Linked DNA regions of Homo sapiens: region 1 is linked to region 2. Evidence: read pairs that join two places in POLR2A ChIA-PET (ENCODE). Cell type or tissue: Panc1. All regions are shown on one strand. Links, peaks and the distances in the headings refer to the core of each region. The heading gives the core; the rest is flanking DNA. Region 1 holds the start of SPINK8 (serine peptidase inhibitor Kazal type 8 (putative)). Region 2 overlaps PFKFB4 (6-phosphofructo-2-kinase/fructose-2,6-biphosphatase 4).

Region 1 (9,839 bases), core at 1,145-9,144, 200 kb after region 2:
GCATGAGCCACCACGCCCAGCCAAAGTGTTTTAGAATTCTAAATTTTCCTCTGCCATCTTCCATAAAATGTTATTTCACATACAAATACTAGGAACAATATTAAAATTTTTCTATTTATGTGTGACCATATAGTCCTCTACCAACATCCTATTTCTTTTGAGAGAGTCTCACACTGTTGCCCAGGCTGGAGTACAGTGGCACCATCTCAGCTCACCGCAACCTCCGCCTCCTGGGATTGAGCGATTCTCCAACCTCAGCCTCCCAAGTAGCTGAGATTACAGGCATGTGCCACCACGCCTGGCTAATTTTTGTAATTTTAGTAGAGATGGGGTTTCACCATGTTAGCTAAGCTGGTATTGAACTCCTGGCCTCAAGTGACGTCCCTGACTCAGCCTCCCAAAGTGCTAGGATTATAGGCATGAGCCACTGCGCTCGGCCTAAAGTCTGATTTCTAAGAGATGAATTCAGAGTTTTTCCTGGGGATTCTAAGTATTAGCACAAAAAGATGATTCTTAACCATGTCTATTTATGTGAGATTCTGAAGTGTGGCCCGCACTATCTTAAGTCCTAACCTGGAGGTGCCTACCATGCCAAATGAAGGTAAATTAAGATTTTTCTGTGATTCATTGAAACCTGGCCACGTGTAAGGGAAAATTAGTCTTAATATTTTCTTTCCAGTGCCCCATCAGGAGAGCCTCACTTTCTTTTCATGTGTCAAATGACTGGTTTGGATTAGATTTCAGCAACCTTCAGGGTCTGACATTCTCGATTCTCAGTGATTAGTACTTGGGGAATTTAAAGTGATTGTTTAAAATATTAAATTTTAGTAATAATTTCATGTGTCATGTTAAATTTTATTAAAATATATGCATACAAAATATATGCATGCAAAGTACCTATATTTTGTATGCATACATATATTTTAATAAAATTTAACATGAATATATATATATTTTTTTGAGACAAGGTCATTCTCTGTCACCCAGGCTGGAGTACAGTGGTGTGAGCTCAGCTCACTGTAGCCTCAAACTTGTGGGCTCAAGCAATCCTCCAACCTCAGCCTCCCTGAGTAGCTGGGACTACAAGCACACACCACCACACCTGGCTAATTTTTTAATTTTTTTGTACAGACAGGGGTATTGTTATGTTGCCGAGGCTGATCTTGAACTCCTGGCCTCAAGTGATCTTCCTGTCTTGGCCTCCCAAAGCCTTGAATTACAAGCATGAGCCACTGTGCCCGGCTTAAAAAATATTTAAATATATATGATACATATAAACATTTACGATACCATGCCCATTCCAGAGTAGGCACTGAATAAATGTTTTCTTCAACTCTCTATATACTGCCTTTGTAATTATTATTATTATTTTTGTCATTTAATAAGCTAAGTAAGCTCTTGACTGTATCATTCATTTGAAAAACCAGTCAGGCAGCACTGACTAAATTGCCTGTAAACTGAGGCAAACGTTGTCTTTCTGAGCTTCTACCTGCTTGCCTCTTTCATTGGATAGGCAGATAAAAGGGAAACTATGCTAAGAACTTTTCTTAAAAGGACTTTGCCTGGTGTTGAGGAATCCACAAGCATTCAACCTAGCACAAGTAAAATATGCGGTGAGTTGGGTAAGGATGCACAAAAATTTGGACATGTTTCAGAAGGGTAAGAATTAGGGCATGAATCCTCTACCATTGCCACGGTTCACCTATAGGTCACCAAACTTTTGGTGTCCTAATTTCAAACCTCAAGAGAAGATGCCTAGAACAGGAGTAACCACAGAGTTTACTCCTTTCCAGAGCTTACCATTCATCTAAAGGTGGAAATAATCACTCAACGAATGAATGCATTCCCAATAACATTTCTGGTGGAGATCATTGAAATGGAGATCTATAAAGCAAGATAAGGGAATCAAATAATGGAATAAAATATGTATTAAGTCAGGGAGAGTTTCACTGAAGAGATTAGCTCAGCAGAGAACACTTCTTACTTCCTAATGTGATGATCTGTCCTGGAGAATGGTCCATGTGTGGTTAGGAACGTGTATTCTGCAGCTGTTGAATGAAATATTCTATAAATGTCTGTTAGGTCCTTTTTGTATACGGTGTAGTTTCAGCCCAATATTTCTTTGTTGACTTTCTGTCTGGATATTTCAACTGTTGTGACTGAGGAAGTGGGCTGGCTAGCTGCCACGGGCAAGGAGACTAGGTGAGTGCCTGTGACAGATGCTCTCTGGTGGTTCAGGGCCAACTCCAGGCCAGCTGTCAATCCTAGAGTGGGTGCTTGGGGCCCAGTGGCTGCAGGGGCCTCCCTGCGGTGTAGGTCAGCCAGTGTCCCTGGGTGATAGTGTGCCTTGTGGGTTTGGGCTTAGGATCCCAGTCATTCCTTTGGACCTACACTCTGGGCATCCAGGGTTTTGGTGCTGCAGGTACCCATGTAAATTTAGTGGAATTACGGCAGGACCTCAGGGATGGAGGGTTTTGCGGCTACTGGCCCCCAGGTATGCCGCACTACAGATAGGGGTCCCGTTTCAAGATGGCCCCATGCTAGCCGTTAAGGTCACGGGGATTGGGGATGTCAAGGGGGTTCCTGCTTTGGGATAATGTAGCCATGCAGACTCCTGGCAACTGTTCACATTGAACTCTGCCCCGTGAGGACAGGGGCAGTTGGGGGACACTCCTGTAGCAATGACTTCTGGCATCTGTGGTGGTGATGGGGACAGCCAAGGGTCTTCAGCTTACCTTTTCCCTGGAAGAAGTCCTCCCTGGCTCCCATCTGATCCTGGCAGGGGAGACAGTGTGCAGAGGCAGATGCCTCACTCCCCACCCTATGGCCCTATCCTGGGCTCCCATGCTCTGCAAGAGTTTCGCTCTTCTCCTGGTGCTCTCACATGCGCTTCCTCAACCACTCTAGACAAAATATAGTTGGTTATTTATTGTTTTGCTTCCTTTTTGGGGGCGGGAAGTAGGGGAGGAACAAGAGCCAGGCAACTCTAGTGTAAGCCATCTTGCTGACCTCACTCGCCTATCACAATGTTATTTCTGGTATAAAATTTGGAAGAACTTCCAAGACTTAAGTGACACTGCTATATAAAACTCTTTCAATTCCCGTCTACTTACTTATTGTAAACATGATTTTTCAGTGTGTGGAAAACAAAGAATAAATATAGAACTGATGTTGAGTCCTGAGTCATTCTAGCAACAAGTAATATTCAAGGGTAGATATTTAAACTAACTGAAAAGCATCAGCAAGCGTCAACCATGTATTACTCTGTTCTGGCACTGCTTTAAAGAAATATGTGTGGCCGGGCACAGTGACTCACGCCTGTAATCCCAGCACTTTGGGAGGCCAAGGTGGGTGGATCACTTGAGGTCAGGAGTTCAAGACCAGCTTGGCCAACATGGTGGCCAAGTGTCTCTACTAAAAATACAAAAATTTGCCAGGTGTAGTGGTGCATGCCTGTAATCCCAGCTACTCGGGAGGCTGAGGCAAGAGAATCGCTTGAACCCAGGAGGTGGCAGTTGCAGTGAGCCGAGATTGCGCCACTGCACTCCAGCCTGGGCGACAGGGTGAGACTCCGTCTCAAGAAAAAAAAAGAAAGAAAGAAATACGTGAAACCAGGTAATTTATAAAGAGAAGAGGTTTAATTGGCTCATGGTTCCACAGGCTGTATAGACTTCTACTTTTGGGGAGGCCTCAGTAAACTTACAATCATGGCAGAAGGCAAAGCAGGAAGGAGGCATCTCACATGGCTGGAGCAGGAGGAAGAGAACGAATGGGGAGGTGCTATACACCTTTAAACAACCAGTTATTGCAAGAACTTGCTACCAGGAGAACAGCACCAAGGGGGATGGTGTTAAACTATGAGAAACCACCGCTGTGATCTAGTCACCTCCCACCAGGCCCCACCTCCAACATTGGGGATTACAATGTCACATGATATTTGGTGGGGACACAGATCCAAACCAAATCAATCCATCACAGTAAGAAATGTATACTTACGCTGGACGCGGTGGCTCATGCCTGTAATCCCAGCACTGTGGGAGGCTGAGGCACATGGATCACGAAGTCAGGAGTTCGAGACCAACCTGGCCAACATGGTGAAACCCCATCTCTACTAAAAATACAAAAATTAGCTGGGCATGGTGGCGTGTGCCTGTAATCCAGCTACTCAGGAGGCTAAGGCAGGAGAATCACTTGAATCCGGGAGGTGGAGGTTGCAGTGAGCTGAGATTGCACCACTGCACTCCAGCCTGGGGGACAGAGTGAGACTCCATCTCAAAAAAAAAAAAAAAAAGAAAAGAAATAAATCTACCTCTACATCAAATAACTATCAAATTTTATAGTATACCTATGTTTTGATTGACATGTACTACTAACTGTGATAATAACTCAGTTCAAGAGAAACAGATTAAAACTTTATATCCTATGATCCCAGGAACTTTGAAAAATCCATTTATTTGCATATTTCTGATGATGAAAAGTAGAAAAGCATGATCAGTAACTCACCATCAAGCATAACATTGAAATAAAAGTTACATGGAGAAAGCAGAATGAAACGTTCATTCAAGGAGAAAAAGAAATGACATACAATTTCTAACTGAGTTCATCCATGTGGCTTTCAAATATACAATGTAAAATCAAATTGCCATAGAATGTAAATTCCATGGGTTATGTCTAAGATAATGATTTTTATTTTAAAATAGTAATATTTAAACTAGGCCAGTAATTGAGTTATTTGTAACTATTTAAACTTTTTTTTTAAGACAGTTTTGCAGGCAACCCCCTTTGGGTCCCCTCCTTTGTATGGGAGCTCTGTTTTCACTCTATTAAATCTTGCAACTGCACACTCTTCTGTTCCATGTTTGTTCCGGCTCGAGCTGAGCTTTCACTCACTCTCCACCACTGCTGAAAGCCAACGTCGCTGACCCACCATTGGCTTCCACACCTCCGGATTGGGCAGGGTGGCTGCTATGCTTCTGATCCAGCGAGGTGCCCATTGCCACTCCCAATCAGGCTAGAGGCTCGCCATTGTCCCTGCATGGCTAAGTGCCTGGGTTCATCCTAATCGAGCTAAACACTAGTCGCTGGGTTCCAGGGTTCTCTTCCGTGACCGACGGCTTCTAATAGAGCTATAACACTCACTGCATGTCCCAAGTTTCCATTCCTTGGAATCCGTGAGGCCAAGAACCCCAGGTCAGAGAACAAAAGGCTTGCCGCCATCTTGGGAGCGGCCTGCCACCATCTCAGGAGCTCTAAGAACAAAGACCTGCCTGGTAACAGCTGTTGGCCCGTACAGGTATTCTCCAAAGTGGTGAGTAATATTGAACCACTTTAGCTTGCTATCCTGTCCTATCCTTCCTTAGAATCAGAGGAAATACCGGGCACCTGTCAGCCAGTTAAAAATGATTAGCATGGCCACTGGACTTAAGACTCAGCTGTGAGGCTTTCTGGGAAAAGGCTTTCTAACAACCCCCAACCCTTTGGGGTTAGGAGCGTTGGTCTGCCTGGAACCAGCTTCCGCTTTCACAATTTCCTGGGGGGAAGCCGAGGGCCGACTAGAGGCAGAAAGCTGTCGTCCTGAACTCCCGGCATTGGCTGGTTGAGATCATGGTGCAGCCAGAAGTCTCTACTCAACAGTTGCCCACGTGTGCACCCCTACCTTTCCTTCTGACCCATACCTCCTGGGTCCCGACCATGACTTTCTTGAAAGTGTAGCCCCAAAAATTCTCCTTACCTCTGAATCTACTTCCTCCAATCCCTGCCTCCTAGGTACTAATGCTTCAGACTTTCATTTCCTCTCCCAAGTATTAGAGCAAGTTGTATCTCCAAAGAGATCTAAGGAAGCTCTATGCTGTGGCCTTAGATATCTAGGCTATGAACCCAGGGAGTCTTGCCCCTGGTGTCCCTCCCAATTTAGGTATATAGCTGTCAACATGGGCTGTTATGTGGGACCCATTCCCCACCACCCTTGCCAGGGCCCCAAGTTTGTAAATAGCTAGGAAGATCGCTCTCCCATTGTGTAAGATGCTCTCCTCCCCTAATTTCTACCCAGTTTACTACCCCCTGCAATACAATCTCCAAGCCTTGGCTCCTTGGCCAGGCCCTTAGAACTGATAACCCAGTATTTTAACAACTGGAACTGAGTCTACAACAACATAATAGATCAGGATGAAAACGAATTTGAGTAAATTAAAGGGAGGCACATGTTCCTATAGTGGCAAACTGGGGCAACAAGTGAACGTCCTTCCACTGCGTTTCCAAAATCCATCTAAAAAAAGACAGACAGAGAGAGGAAGAGGCAGAAAGTCAAAGAGAGAAAGAAAGAAAAAAGGGAAAGAGAGAGGTAGTAAAGAAAAAACAGTGTACCCTATTCCTTTAAAAGCCAAGGTAAATTTAGAACCTATAATTGATAATTAAAGGTCTTCTCCACGACCCTATAATACTCCAATACTACCTTGTTGTCAGTGTAAACAAGGGCGTAGCCCGAAAACACTGAGACCACTGACAACCCATAGCCTTCCTATCAAAAATCCTGAACCCAGTAACCCGTGGATGGCCCAAATGCATTCAATCTGTAGTGGCAACTGCTTTGCTAACAGAATAAAGTAGAAAAATAACCTTTAGAGGAAACCTCATTGTGAGCACACCTCACCAGTTCAGAACAATCCTAAGACCAAAAAAAAAAAAAAAAAAAGGTAGCTTACTAGCTCAAAATTCTTAAAGTATGGGGCTATTCTGTTAGAAAAAGGTGATTTAACACCAACCACTGATAATTCCCTTAACCCAGCAGATTTCCTAACAGGGGATTTAAATCTTAATTGCCATGCAAAGGTCCAACCAGACCTAGGAGGAACTTCCTTTAGGATAGGACGATAGATGGTTCCTCCCAGGCGATTGAGGAAAAAACCACAATGGGTATTCAGTAATTGATAAGGAAACTCTTGTGGAAGCAGAGTTAGGAGAATTGCCTCATAATTGGTCTGCACAAACTGCGAGCTGTTTGCACTCAGCCAAGCCTTAAAGTACTTACAAAAAGAGCAAGCCCATCTTTTTCTCCTCGCTCTCCTTCTCGTAGGAAAAAGGCACATAGGATAAACAGGAGCCATCTCTCATATTTCGTACCCAAAAGGACTTAATCCAGGGCAACAAAATCTTAAGTTCGATAATTAAGGCATATTCCTACAAAGGAAAAGGACAAAGGCCCTAGTGGGCAAAAACTCTATCTCAATCCTGACTCAAAAGGTTACCTACACCCTCTCTGAAACGAATTTGCATAAGAACTGTTGTTTATGAAAATGCATCTTGATGGGGCAACTGGGTTGTTATGAAATACTCAGAAACCCAGCCCAGCTCTAGAACTCACTCCTGAGTGCAAAGGCAATGTCAGGCACGCTGGTAAAGGACCACTAGAATCCAGCAGCCCAGACCCCTTTCTTTGTGGTCAAGAAGGGCAGGAAAACAGGTGCAGGACTGCTACATCGGTGAGTGTAACTAATCTGATAAGCAGAGGTCCGTGGGTGGTTACGCACCCTGAAAAGGAATAAGCATTAGGACCACAGAGGACGCTCTAGGACTAATGCTCATCAGAAAATGACTAGGGGTGCTGGCATCCCTATGTTCTTTTTAAACGTTCCCCCCTCCCAGGCAAAAACGCCCCTAAGATGTATTCTAGAGAATTAGGACCAATTTGACCCTCAGATGCTAAGAAAGAAACGACTTATATTCTTCTGCAGTACCCCTGGCCACAATATCCTCTTCAAGAGGGAGAAACATGCCCTCCAAGGGAAGTATAAATTATAACACCATCTTACAGCTAGACTTCTTTTGTAGAAAATAGGGCAAATGGAGCGAAGTGCCATATGTGCAAACTTTCTTTTCATTAAGAGACAACTCACAATTATGTTAAAAGTGTGATTTATGCCCTACAGGAAGCCCTCAGAATCTACCCCCCTGCCCCGGCGTTCCCCCGGCTCCTTCCCCAACTAATAATGACCCCCCTTCAACACAAACGGTGCCAAAGGAGATAGAGAAAGGGGTAAACAATGAACCAAAGAGTGCCAATATTCCCAGATTATGCCCCCTTGAAGTGGTGGGAGGAGGAGAATTCAGCCCAGAGTGTGTGTACCTTTTTCCCTCTCAGACTTGAAGCAAATTAAAATAGACCTAGGTAAATTCTCAAATAACCCTGATGGCTATATTGATGTTTTACAAGGGTTAGGACAATCCTTTGATCTGACATGGAGAGACATAATGTTACTGCTAGATCAGATACTAACCCCAAATGAGAGAAGTGCCGCTATAACTGCAGCCCAAGAGTTTGGCAATCTCTGGTATCTCAGTCAGGTCAATGATAGGATGACAACAGAGGAAAGAGAACGATTCCCCACAGGCCAGCAGGCAGTTCCCAGTGTAGACCCTCAATGGGACGCAGAATCAGAATGTGGAGATTGGTGCCGCAGACATTTGCTAACTTGCATGCTAGAAGGACTAAGAAAAACTAGGAAGAAGCCTATGAATTATTCAATGATGCCCACTATAACACAGGGAAAGGAAGAAAATCCTACTGCCTTTCTGGAGAGACTAAGGGAGGCATTGAGGAAGCATACCTCTCTGTCATCTGGATCTATTGAAGGCCAACTAATCTTAAAGGGTAAGTTTATCACTCAGCTGCAGACATTAGAAAAAAACTTCAAAATCCGCCTTAGGCCTGGAACAAAACTTAAACTAAGAACTTGGCCTCAGTTTTTATAATAGAGATCAGAAGGAGCAGGCAGAACTGGACAAACGGGATAAAAAGAAGGCCACCGCTTTAGTCATGGCCTTCAGGCAAGTGGACTTTGGAGGCTCTGGAAAAGTGAAAGGCTGGGCAAATCGAATGCCTAATAGGGATTTGATTCCAGTGCGGTCTACAAGGACACTTTAAAAAAGATTGTCCGAATAGAAATAAGCCACCCCCTCATCCATGCCCCTTATTTCAAGGGTATCACTGGAAGGCCCACTGCCCCAGGGGATGAAGGTCCTCTGAGTCAGAAGCCACTAACCAGATGATCCAGCAGCAGGACTGAGGGTGCCTGGGGCAAGCGCCAGCCCCTGGCATCACCCTCCCCAGGTATGCTTGACCACTGAGGGCCAGGAGGTTAACTGTCTGCTGGACACTAGCGCGGCCTTCTCAGTCTTACTCTCCTGTCCCAGACAACTGTCCTCCAGATCTGTCACTATCCGAGGGGTCCTAGGACAGGCAGTCACTAGATACTTCTCCCAGACACTAAGTTGTGACTAGGGAACTTTACCATTTTCACATACCTTTCTAATTATGCCTGAAAGCCCCATTCCCTTGTTAGGGAGAGACATTCTAGCAAAAACAGGGGCCATTATACACTAGAATTAGGAGAAGAAAAAAAGGTAAATATCTATACAGACTCTAAGTATGCTTACCTAGTCCTCCATGCCCACGCAGCAATATGGAGAGAAAGAGAATTCCTAACTTCTGAGGGAACACCTATCAAATATCAGGAAGCCATTAGAAGATTATCATTGGCTGTACAGAAACCTAAAGAGGTGGCAGTCTTACACTGCAGGAGTCATCAGAAAGGAAAGGAAAGGGAAATAGAAAGGGAACCGCCAAGCAGATATTGAAGCCAAAGAGCCACAAGGCAGGACCCTCCATTAGAAAGGCTTATAGAAGGACCCCCTAGTATAGGGTAATCCCCTCCGTGCCGCTATACTACCAGTAGCTCCCCTTACCAAGAGCTTCTATGGAGAATGCGGCTTCCCGGAAATATTGAAGCCCCATCTTATAGGAGTTTTTCTAAAGGAAACCCCACTTTCAGCCCCACACCCAT
Region 2 (9,839 bases), core at 976-8,975:
GGACCCCCCACTTTGGATGTCACCTTTGGGAAGCATGATGAGTGACGAGCACCTCCCATCTCCCGTCTCCCACAGGGTTTGCCTGTGCGTCACACGCACTGTGTTGCTCCCGCCTCACCCCCATCACTCGCACACCAGCTGACGGTCCTGAGGGTTGTAATCTCTGGTGGTTGGAAGTGCAAGGCCTCGCAGCTAGATTCCGTGGCTAGCCAGATGTGCTCTGTGAGAACCCTGGCCACGCTCACAGGCCTCTTTCTACTTTCTCTCTGGACAGGGACCTGTCCTATATCAAGATCATGGATGTGGGCCAGAGCTACGTGGTGAACCGTGTGGCTGACCACATCCAGAGCCGCATCGTATATTACCTCATGAACATCCACGTGACCCCCCGCTCCATCTACCTCTGCCGGCACGGGGAGAGCGAGCTCAACCTCAAGGGCCGGATTGGCGGGGACCCAGGACTGTCCCCTCGGGGCAGGGAGGTCAGTGCATGTGTCCCTGCGTGCGCACACGGGCCTGCATTTGTACCCTGCGTGGCTGGGTATATGCATGTGTGAGTGCGCTGGGGCTAGGCTCCCATTCTTTTAATGTGCAGTCGAGGTGAATGACCTTCATTCAACCTAGAATCTTCCCATCATGTAGGGAAGGTCATCAAGCAACAGGCAAATGCCTGGATCTCTGGTTTCCATGTGAGCTGTCACTCACTGAGCCCCTTTTGTCAGAGGCATGCCACCCTTAGAGCGACCTGAGTCCATACAGTGTAGCAGATAGCTGTGCCACAGTCCAGGGGAGACCTCAGTGGTCACGTAGCACAGGGCACCTGGTTGTGGGGAGGCAGTGGCCCTGATGAGTCTCAGCTGTAACTGTGCTGCTGTGCTCAGGGTCTGGGAGGGTGCACAGGAACAGCACTTGTGTTCTTGTGTGTCAGCATGTGTGTCATCGACAAGTTAGTTCATGCTTTTTACCAAACCTGTAGTGAGTGTTCAAGGCGAGGGTGATCTCATGGACCCTGCGGCTATGGGATGCTTTAAGGGCAGCCCAAGACCTGTGGGTCTGAGTTTGCTTATGATGTATTTCAGTTTGCCAAGAGTCTAGCCCAGTTCATCAGTGACCAAAATATCAAGGATCTGAAGGTCTGGACAAGCCAGATGAAGAGGACAATCCAGACGGCTGAGGCACTGGGTGTGCCCTATGAACAGTGGAAGGTCCTCAACGAGATCGATGCGGTAGTTACCGTCCCTCCCTCCCTGTCTACCTCCCAGATACCGCAGGGCTGCTGCATCATATTGTAACAACAGTGACCATTGCTCCCCTTGGGCAAAGGAGAGGAGAGAGAAAGGATACAGGAACCTAGGGGCTGGGAGCAGAGAGGAAAAGGCAGCCTAACAGGATGGGACCTTGGGTGAGCCCTAGACCATTCTCAGGAGTGAGCCTGGGAGTTGACACCTCAACCTCACTCTCCTCCCTCCCTGTGGCCTCCTGCTAGGGTTCCTCATGGTCTAGCTCAACAAGAAATCAGCGGCCACGGGAGCTTGGTAGCTGCAGTCAGCCATAGCCAACCTCCCAGGGATCTGGAGACACAAATGAGGTGAACCAGCACGGCCTTTGTCTCTTTAAAGATGCTGTTCTCGCCAGGTGCGGTGGCTCACCCTTGTAATCCCAGCACTTTGGGAGGCTGAGGCGGGCGGATCACCTCAAGTCAGGAGTTTGAGTCCAGCCTGGCCAACATGGTGAAACCCCATCTCTACTGAAAATACAAAAATTAGCCAGGCATGGTGGTGGGTACCTGTAATCCCACGTACTCGGGAGGCTGAGGCAGGAGAATTGCTTGAACCCAGGAGACAGAGGTTGCAGTGGGCTGAGATTGTGCCACTGCACTCCAGCCTGGGCAACAGAGTGATGTTCTGTCTCAAAAAAAAAAAAATGCTCTTCTGCTGACTTCTGGGTTGCATTGTTTCTAAGAGAAGTCTGTTGTCATTCTCATCTTTGCTCTTCTGGATATAATGTTACCTCCTTTTTCTCTGACTGCCTTTAATATTTTCTTTTCTTCTTTTTTTTTTTTTTTTCAAGACAAGATCTTACTCTGTCACCCAAGCTGGAGTGCTGTGGTGCAATCATAGCTCACTGTAGCCTCAACTTCCTGGGCTCAAGCCATCCTCCCATCTCAACCTCCTGACTAGCTGGGACTACAGGCACTTGCCACCATGCCAGGCTAATCTTTTCTAATTTTTGTAGAGACGGAGTCTCATGATGTTGCCTAGGCTGGAATATTTTCTCTTTATTGCTGATTTTTAGCAATTTGATTATGATGTATCTCAGTATGGTTTTCTTTATGTTTATCATCCTTGGGGTTTATTGAGATTCTCGGATTTCTGGGTTTCTAAATATAAAATGTGAAGAATTGTTGGCCATCATTTCTTCAAAGGTATTTTCTGCCACCCCTTCTCCCATCCTGGACTCCCACTCTGTGTGTGTTAGACTGTTTGGTATCATCCCACAGGTCACTGAACTTCTGGTTTTTTAATTTCTTCTGTTCATTTCTTCTCTGTCTTTTTTTCCTTCCGAGCTTTAATTTAGATAGTTTCTACTGCTATGTCTTCAAATTCACTTATCTTTACTTCTGCATTTTTATTAAACCCATCCAGTGAACTTTTCATATCAGATGTGGTGTTTTGAAGCTCCAGGAATTTCATTTTGTTCCTTTTTTGAATCTTCCATTATTTCTTCATTATGCTTGGCTCTGCAGTCCAGGAAGTGCCTCTGGGCAGTAAGCTGCTGCCTCCTCCCCTCAGCTTGCTTCCCTTCTCTCAAGGATCACAGTCCTGCCTAGTCTCGTGTCTAAAAACAGTTGTTTGATTTGTCCCTTTATTTATTTATTTTTTTGAGACGGAGGTTTGCTCCTGTTGTCCAGGCTGGAGTGCAATGGCACGATCTCGGCTCACTGCCACCTTCGTCTCCCGGGTTCAAGCGATTCTTGTGCCTCAGCCTCCAGAGTAGCTGGGATTATAGGCACCCGCCACCACACCAACTAATTTTTGTATTTTTAGTAGAGACAGGGTTTCACCACGTTGGCCAGGCTGGTCTTGAATTCCTGACCTCAGGCAATCCACCCACCTCAACCTCCCAAAGTTCTAGGATTACAGGTGTCAGCCACAGCGCCCTGCCAATTTGTCCTTTTTTAATAATAGTTGTTTTTGTTGGGGCCAGAGCAAATCTGGTACCAGTTGCTCCATCATGGCTTGGTCTTTATTATGGGTGGTTCCCATTTCAATATGAAAAGCTTTTTCTGTGGATATATACTTTGACTAATTTGAATATTACCACCCCTGCTTTTGTTTTTCCATTTTTTTTTACTGTGGTAAAATATGCATAACATAAAATTTACCATCATAGCTGTTTTGAAGTGTACGTTTCAGGAGTATGAAGTACATTTACATTGTTATGCAACTCTCACCACCATGCATCTCCAGAACTCTTTTAATCTTGTAAAACAGAAACTCTGTACCCACTGAACAATAACTCAAGCCAGATGTGCTGGCTCACACCTATAGTCCCAGGTACTTGGGAGGCTGAGGTGGGAGGATTGCTTGAGCCCATGAGTTTGAGGCTGTGGTGTGCTATGATTTCATTCACGATTGGCCCTTGCACTCCAGCCTGGACAACATAGTGAGACCCCATCTCTAAAAAAATTTTAAAAAGAAAAACAATAACTCTATTTGCTACTCCCAGCCCCTGGCAACCACTTTCTGTCTTTATGACTTTGACTACTTTATATACCTCATATAAGTGAAATCATATAGTATTTGTCTTTTTGTAACTGGTTACTTTAGTTAGCATAATATCCTCAAGGTTCATCCATGTTGTAGCTTGTGCAAGAGTTTCCTTCCTGTTTATTTTTTAAGACAGCATCTCACTCTGTCACCCAGGCTACAGTGCAATGTGGAAATCACTGCAGCCTCAAACTCCTAGACTCAACGATTCTCTTGCCTCCCTAGTAGCTGGGACTAACAAGTGCACACCACCATGCCTAGATAATTTTTTTATTTTTTGTAGAGAAGGGAGGCTCACTATATTGCCCAGGTTGGTCTCAAACTCCTAGCCTCAAGCGATTCTACCACTTTGGCCTCTCAAAGTGCTAGGATTACAAATGTGAACCATCACACCCAGCCTTAAGAATTTTCTTCCTTTCTAAGGCAGAATAAGATTCTATTGTATACCACATTTCGTGTATCCATTCATCTGCCAATGGACACTTGGACAGCTTCCACTTTTTAGCTATTGTGGATAATGCAGCTGTGAACATGGATACAAATGTCTCTTTGAGACCCTGCTCTCAATTCAATTCTTTTTGGTATAGACCTAGAAGTGGAATTGCCAGATCCTATGGTAATTCTGTTTTTATTATTTATTTATTTATTTATTTATTTTGAAACGGAATCTCGCTCTGTCGCCCAGGCTGGAGGGCAGTGGCATGATCTCAGCTCACTGCAACCTCCACCTCCCTGGTTCAAGCAATTCCCCTGCCTCAGCCTCCTGAGTAGCTGGGATTACAGGCCCACACCACGATGCCTAGCTAATTTTTTTTGTATTTTTAGTAGAGACAGGGTTTCACCATGTTGGCCAGACTGGTCTCAAACTCCCAACCTCAGGCAATCCACCCGCCTCGGCCTCCCAGAGTGCTGGGATTACAGGCGTGAGCCACCGCACCCGGCCTCTGTTTTTATTTTTTTGAGGAACTGCTGTACTGTTTCCCATAGCAGCTGCATCATTTTACATTTCTACCAGAAGTACACACAGGTTCCAATTTCTCCACATCCTTGTCAACACTTGTTGTTTTCTTTTCTTTTCTTTTTTTAATAGTAGCCATCCTAATGGGTGTGGTATTGCATCTTGGTTTTGATTTGTTATTCCTGCTTTCTGTCCATATATTTTTTCTTTTTTTTAAGTGACAGGGTCTTGCTCTGTTGTCCTGGCTGGAGTGCAATGGCACCATCATGGCTCACTGCAGCCTTGACCTCCCAGGTTCAAGTAATCCTCCCATCTTAGCCTCCCGAGTAGCTAGGACTACAGGCACACATCACCATACCCAGCTAAATTTAAAAAAAAAATTTTTTTTTGGCCGGGTGCGGTGGCTCATGCCTGTAATCCAAGCACTTTGGGAGGCCAAGGTGGGCAGATCACCTGAGGTCAGGAGTTGGAGACCTGGGAGGCGGAGGTTGTGGTGAGCTGAGATCACGCCACTGCACTCCAGCCTGGGTAACAAGAGCAAAACTCCCTCTCAAAATTAAAAAAAAAAAAAAAAAATTTCTGCTTCCCGGGTTCAAGTGATTCTCTTGCCTCAGCCTCCCGAGTAGCTGGGATTACAGGAATGAGCCACCAAGCCCAGCTAATTTTGTATTTTTAGTAGAGACGGAGTTTCTCCATGTTGGTCAGGCTGGTCTTGAACTCCTGACCTCAGGTGATCCCACCTCGGCCTCCCAAATTGCTGGTATTACAGTCATGAGCCACTGCCCCTGTCCTAAATTTAAAAAATTTTTAGAGATGTGGTCTTGCTGTGTTGCCCAGGGTGGTCTTGAACTCCTGGGTTCGAGTGATCTCCTTCCTTGGCCTCCCAAAGTGCTGGGATTACAGGCATGAACCACCATGCCCAACCTGTCCATATTTTTTTATTATATTTTTTCCCTTTTATTTTTAACATTTTTGTATCATTTTCTTTAGAATAAAGAGCATAGGCCAGGCGCAGTGGCTCATGCCTGCAATCCCAGCACTTTGGGAGACTGAGGTGGGTGGATCACTTGACATCAGGAGTTTGAGACCAGCCTGTCCAAGATGGTGAAACCCTGTCTGTACTAAAAATGTAAAAAGTAGCTGAGCGTGGTGGCGCATGCCTGTAATCCCAGCTACGTGGGAGGCTGAAGCAGGAGAATTGCTTGAACCCAGGAGGAGGAGGTTGCAGTGAGCCAAGATATGTCACTACACTCCAGCCTGGGTGACAGAGCAAGACTCTGTCTCAAAAACAAAAGAAAAGAAAACAAAACAAAACAAAACAAAAGCATATACTTGCTTTGAGTTTTAGCCTAGCCCAAGAGCTTTTTTCATCAAGGCATCTGCAACCACTTAGGTTTATTATTATCATTACTGGTATGTTTGATCTTGTTTTCAATACCTTGGAATTTTCTCTTTATTCCAATTTTTCTGTGTAGATATGATCTTTTTTGTTATTTGAAAGGTAGGCAATGTTTTTATTCCAATAGTCTTTACCTTAAAGCTTTTCAAAGACATTCTCAGGCTGGATGCACATAATTGAAATATACTTAACAAAGCTCATACTGTCACAGGAAAATAATTTTTGACCTTCTGTTGGGAAAGATGATGTTGTATTATTGCCATTCATTTCCTTTTTGCTCTGTTTTTTCGATGTAATTGGGCAGAGTACAGCATCATGGTTTTATTTTATTTTATTTTTATTTATTTATTTATTTTTTGAGACCAAATCTCACTCTGTTTCCCAGGCTGGAGTGTAGTGGTGCAATCTCAGCTCACTGTAACCTCTACCTCCCGGGTTTAAGTGATTCTCGTGCCTCAGCCTCCCGAGTAGCTGGGACTACAGTTGTGAGACACCATGCCTGGCTAATTTTTGTATTTTTAGTAGAGACAGGGTTTCACCATGTTGGCCAGGCTGGTCTTGAACTCTTGACCTCAGGTGATCCACCCGCCTTGGCCTCCCAAAGTGCTGGGATTACAGGTATGAGCCACTATGCCTGGCCTATTTTATTTTATTTTTGAAACAGGGTCTGGCTCTGTCACCCAGGCTGGAGCGCAGTAGCACCATCTCAGCTCACTGCAACCTCCGCCTCCTGGACTCAAGCCATCTTCCCACCTCAGCCTCCTGAGTAGCTGGGACCACAGGTGTGCAACACTACGCCTGGCTAATTTTTGTATTTTCTGTAAAGATGGGGCTTCACCATATTGCCCAGGCTGGTTTCAAACTCCTGAACTCAAGTTGTGGTTTTATTTTTTATCTATTCTTTCTCTTCAGAATTGATAATCTCTTTCAAAAAAGTAAGCAATTTTTATAACTCATTTTGTAGCTCATTTAACCCATTTTGTGCTTGGTGGGGGTTATCCAGCCACTGATTTCTTTCTCACACAAACAGCAGCTACCTGAGGCAGGTTATAGGACAGTGTCTTCCCTCCAAATATATAGATTTGATGCTAACATTCAGTTTTGCAGAGAAGCCTGCAGCCACCCCAGTTTTTTTCCTTTGAAGTTAATCTGATTATTTTCCAAGATGCTTGTGGATTTCCTTCATCTTTCAAGTTTTGAAACTATTACAGTTTTTATGATCCATTAATCATCTTTCCATGTTTATCTTCTGATAAACAGCCTTGGGCTTGTCTTCTATTCCAACATTATGACTTTTTCTTAGTTTAATCCACAATTTATTGCCTTATAGTTCCTTTAAAAAAATGATAGCTTTATTGAGATATAATTCATATACCATAGAATTCACCCATTTAAAATATACAGTTCAGGCCATTTGTGGTGGCGCACACCTGTAATCCCAGCTACTCGGGGGGCTGAGGCAGGAGAATCACTTGAACCCAGGAGGTGGAGGTTGCAGTGAGCTGAGATCGTGCCATTACACTCCAGCCTTGGAGACAAGGCGAGACTCAGTCTCTAAAAAAATAAATAAATAAATAAATAAATAAATAAGTATACAGTTCAGTGGTTTTTAGTGTGTTCAGAGTTGTGCAACCATCACCACAATCAGTTTTAGAACATTTCATCACCCCAGATAGAAATCCTGTGCCCATCAACAGTCACTTCCCATTTCCCTCTAACCCTTCCTTCTGCCTTAAGCTACCACTAATGTTTTCAAGGTTTATTCGTGTAGCATGTAGCAGTATTTCATTCCTTTACATTGCCAAATAACATCCTATTATATAAATATACCACACATTATGTATCCATTCATCAGTTGATGGGCATTTGAGTTGTTGCCACTTTTGGGCTATGTGGATAATGCTGCTGTGAACATTCATGTCCAAGGTGTTTTCTATGTTTGTTTGTTTGAGACAGGGTCTTGCTTTGTTGCCCAGGCTGAGTGCAGTAGCACGATCTTAGCTCACTGCAGCCTCCATCTCCTGGGCTCAAGCAATCCTCCCACCTCTGTCTCCCAAGTAGCTGGGACTACAGGAACTCGCCACCACACCCAGCTAATTTTTGTATTTGTTTGTAGAGATGGGGTTTCATCATGTTGCCCAGGCTGGTCTCAAACTCCTGGGCTCAAGAGATCTACCTGCCTTGGCCTCCCAAAGTGCTGGGATTACAGACATGAGCCACCGCATCCGGCATAAGTTTTTGTGCGGACTTATATTTTTATTTCTCCTCACTGTACGCTAGGAGTAGAATTGCTGGGTCATATGGTAATTATACATTCAACCTTTTCAGAAACTGCCACACTGTTTCGCCATCTCACATTCCCTCCCGCAGTGTGTGAGGGCTCTGATTTCTCCACATACCCGCCTGCGCTTGTTACCATCAGTCTTGGTTGTAGCCGTCCAACATGGGAACTCAGTTTAGCCACATTCTCTGCCACTTTATAACATGGATTACCTTTTCTCTAGGGTCCAGGAAAAGGTACCTCATTTCCCCTTGTGGGCTCACAGAGGCACCTTTAATGTTCATATTTCTATCAACGTTCTTTTCATGATGATATATGTGCTCTTTACGATGGTGGAAGCTGGCCGGGCGTAGTGGCTCATGACTGTAATCCCAGCACTTTGGGAGGCCGAGATGGGCAGATCACATGAGGCCAGGAGTTCGAGACCAGCCTGGTCAACATGGCGAAACCCCGTCTCTACTAAAAATACAAAAAATTAGCCAGCCATGGTGGCCTGTGCCTGTAATCCCAGCTACTCAGGAGGCTGAGGCAGGAGAATTGTTTAAACATGGGAGGCAGAGGTTGCAGTGAGCTGAGATTGCACCACTGCACTCCAGCCTGGGCAACAGAGTGAGACCCTGTCTCAAAAAAAAAAAAAAAAAAAAAGATGATGGACGCTTTCTCTGTCATCCTCTTCACTTCCTTCTGTGCCTTCACCAGAATAATCTTTAATGTCTAAATTTCTACTAACAGTCTCTTCAAGACAGTCTAAGCTTTTTATCATGCACCACAAAATTCTTCCAGCCTCTACCCACTATCCCATTTCATAACCACTTCCACATTTTTAGTTCTTTATTACAGCAGCCAGCAGCACTTCACCTCCTGGTACCAAAATATGTGTTAGTATTCAAGTGTGGTGGCGCACACCTGTAGTCCCAGCTACTTGGGAGGCTGAGGTGGGAGGATCACCTGAGCCTGGGAAGTTTGAGGCTGCAGTGAGCCAAGATCACACCACTGGACTCCAGCCTGTGTGACAGAGTAAGACTGTCTCAAAAAAAAAAAAAAAACCACTAAATGTTAAAAAAAAAAAAAGTATTAGTTTACTAGGGCTGCCGTAACAAAGCACTACAGGTGAGTGGCTTAAAACAACATGAATTGATTCTCTCACAGTTCTGGAGGCTAGAAGTCTGAAATCAAGGCGTCAGCGGGGCCATGCTCCCTCTGAAGGTGCTAATAAAGAACGCTTCCTCACCTCTTCCTAGTTTCCAGTTGTTGCTGGTAATCCTTGGTATTTCTTGGCTCATAGCCTCATCACTCCAATCCCACCTCTGTCCACGGTCATCACATGGCTTTCTTCCCTATGTATGTCTGTCTGTGCCTTCACATGACATTCTTTTTTTTTTTTTTTTTGAGATGGAGTCTCGCTCTGTCACCCAGGCTGGAGTGCAGTGG

The links. ChIA-PET counts read pairs that join two places held together with the same protein. Peaks named below come from ENCODE experiments on the same cell type or tissue, not always from the same donor. Only the 100,000 strongest peaks of a DNase experiment are listed, where the experiment ranks them.
Region 1: POLR2A ChIA-PET joins it to region 2 with 10 read pairs; 2 of 35 experiments call an interaction of 5 or more read pairs at or near these places.

What each region holds. Positions count from the first base shown.
Region 1 is chr3:48,331,174-48,341,012 of GRCh38, reverse strand. SPINK8 (serine peptidase inhibitor Kazal type 8 (putative)) reads left to right here and starts at 7,352. Exons shown (of 8, transcript NM_001080525.3): 1 at 7,352-7,478; 2 at 8,542-8,647. RefSeq lists a silencer at 6,807-7,007. In Panc1, for the core only: no CTCF peak of the experiment used is centred there; no DNase peak of the experiment used is centred there.
Region 2 is chr3:48,526,899-48,536,737 of GRCh38, reverse strand. It overlaps PFKFB4 (6-phosphofructo-2-kinase/fructose-2,6-biphosphatase 4), which reads left to right. Exons shown (of 14, transcript NM_004567.4): 8 at 275-482; 9 at 1,080-1,226. Among named protein-coding and RNA genes, the nearest start is that of MIR6823, 18 kb to the left of the region's middle. In Panc1, for the core only: no CTCF peak of the experiment used is centred there; no DNase peak of the experiment used is centred there.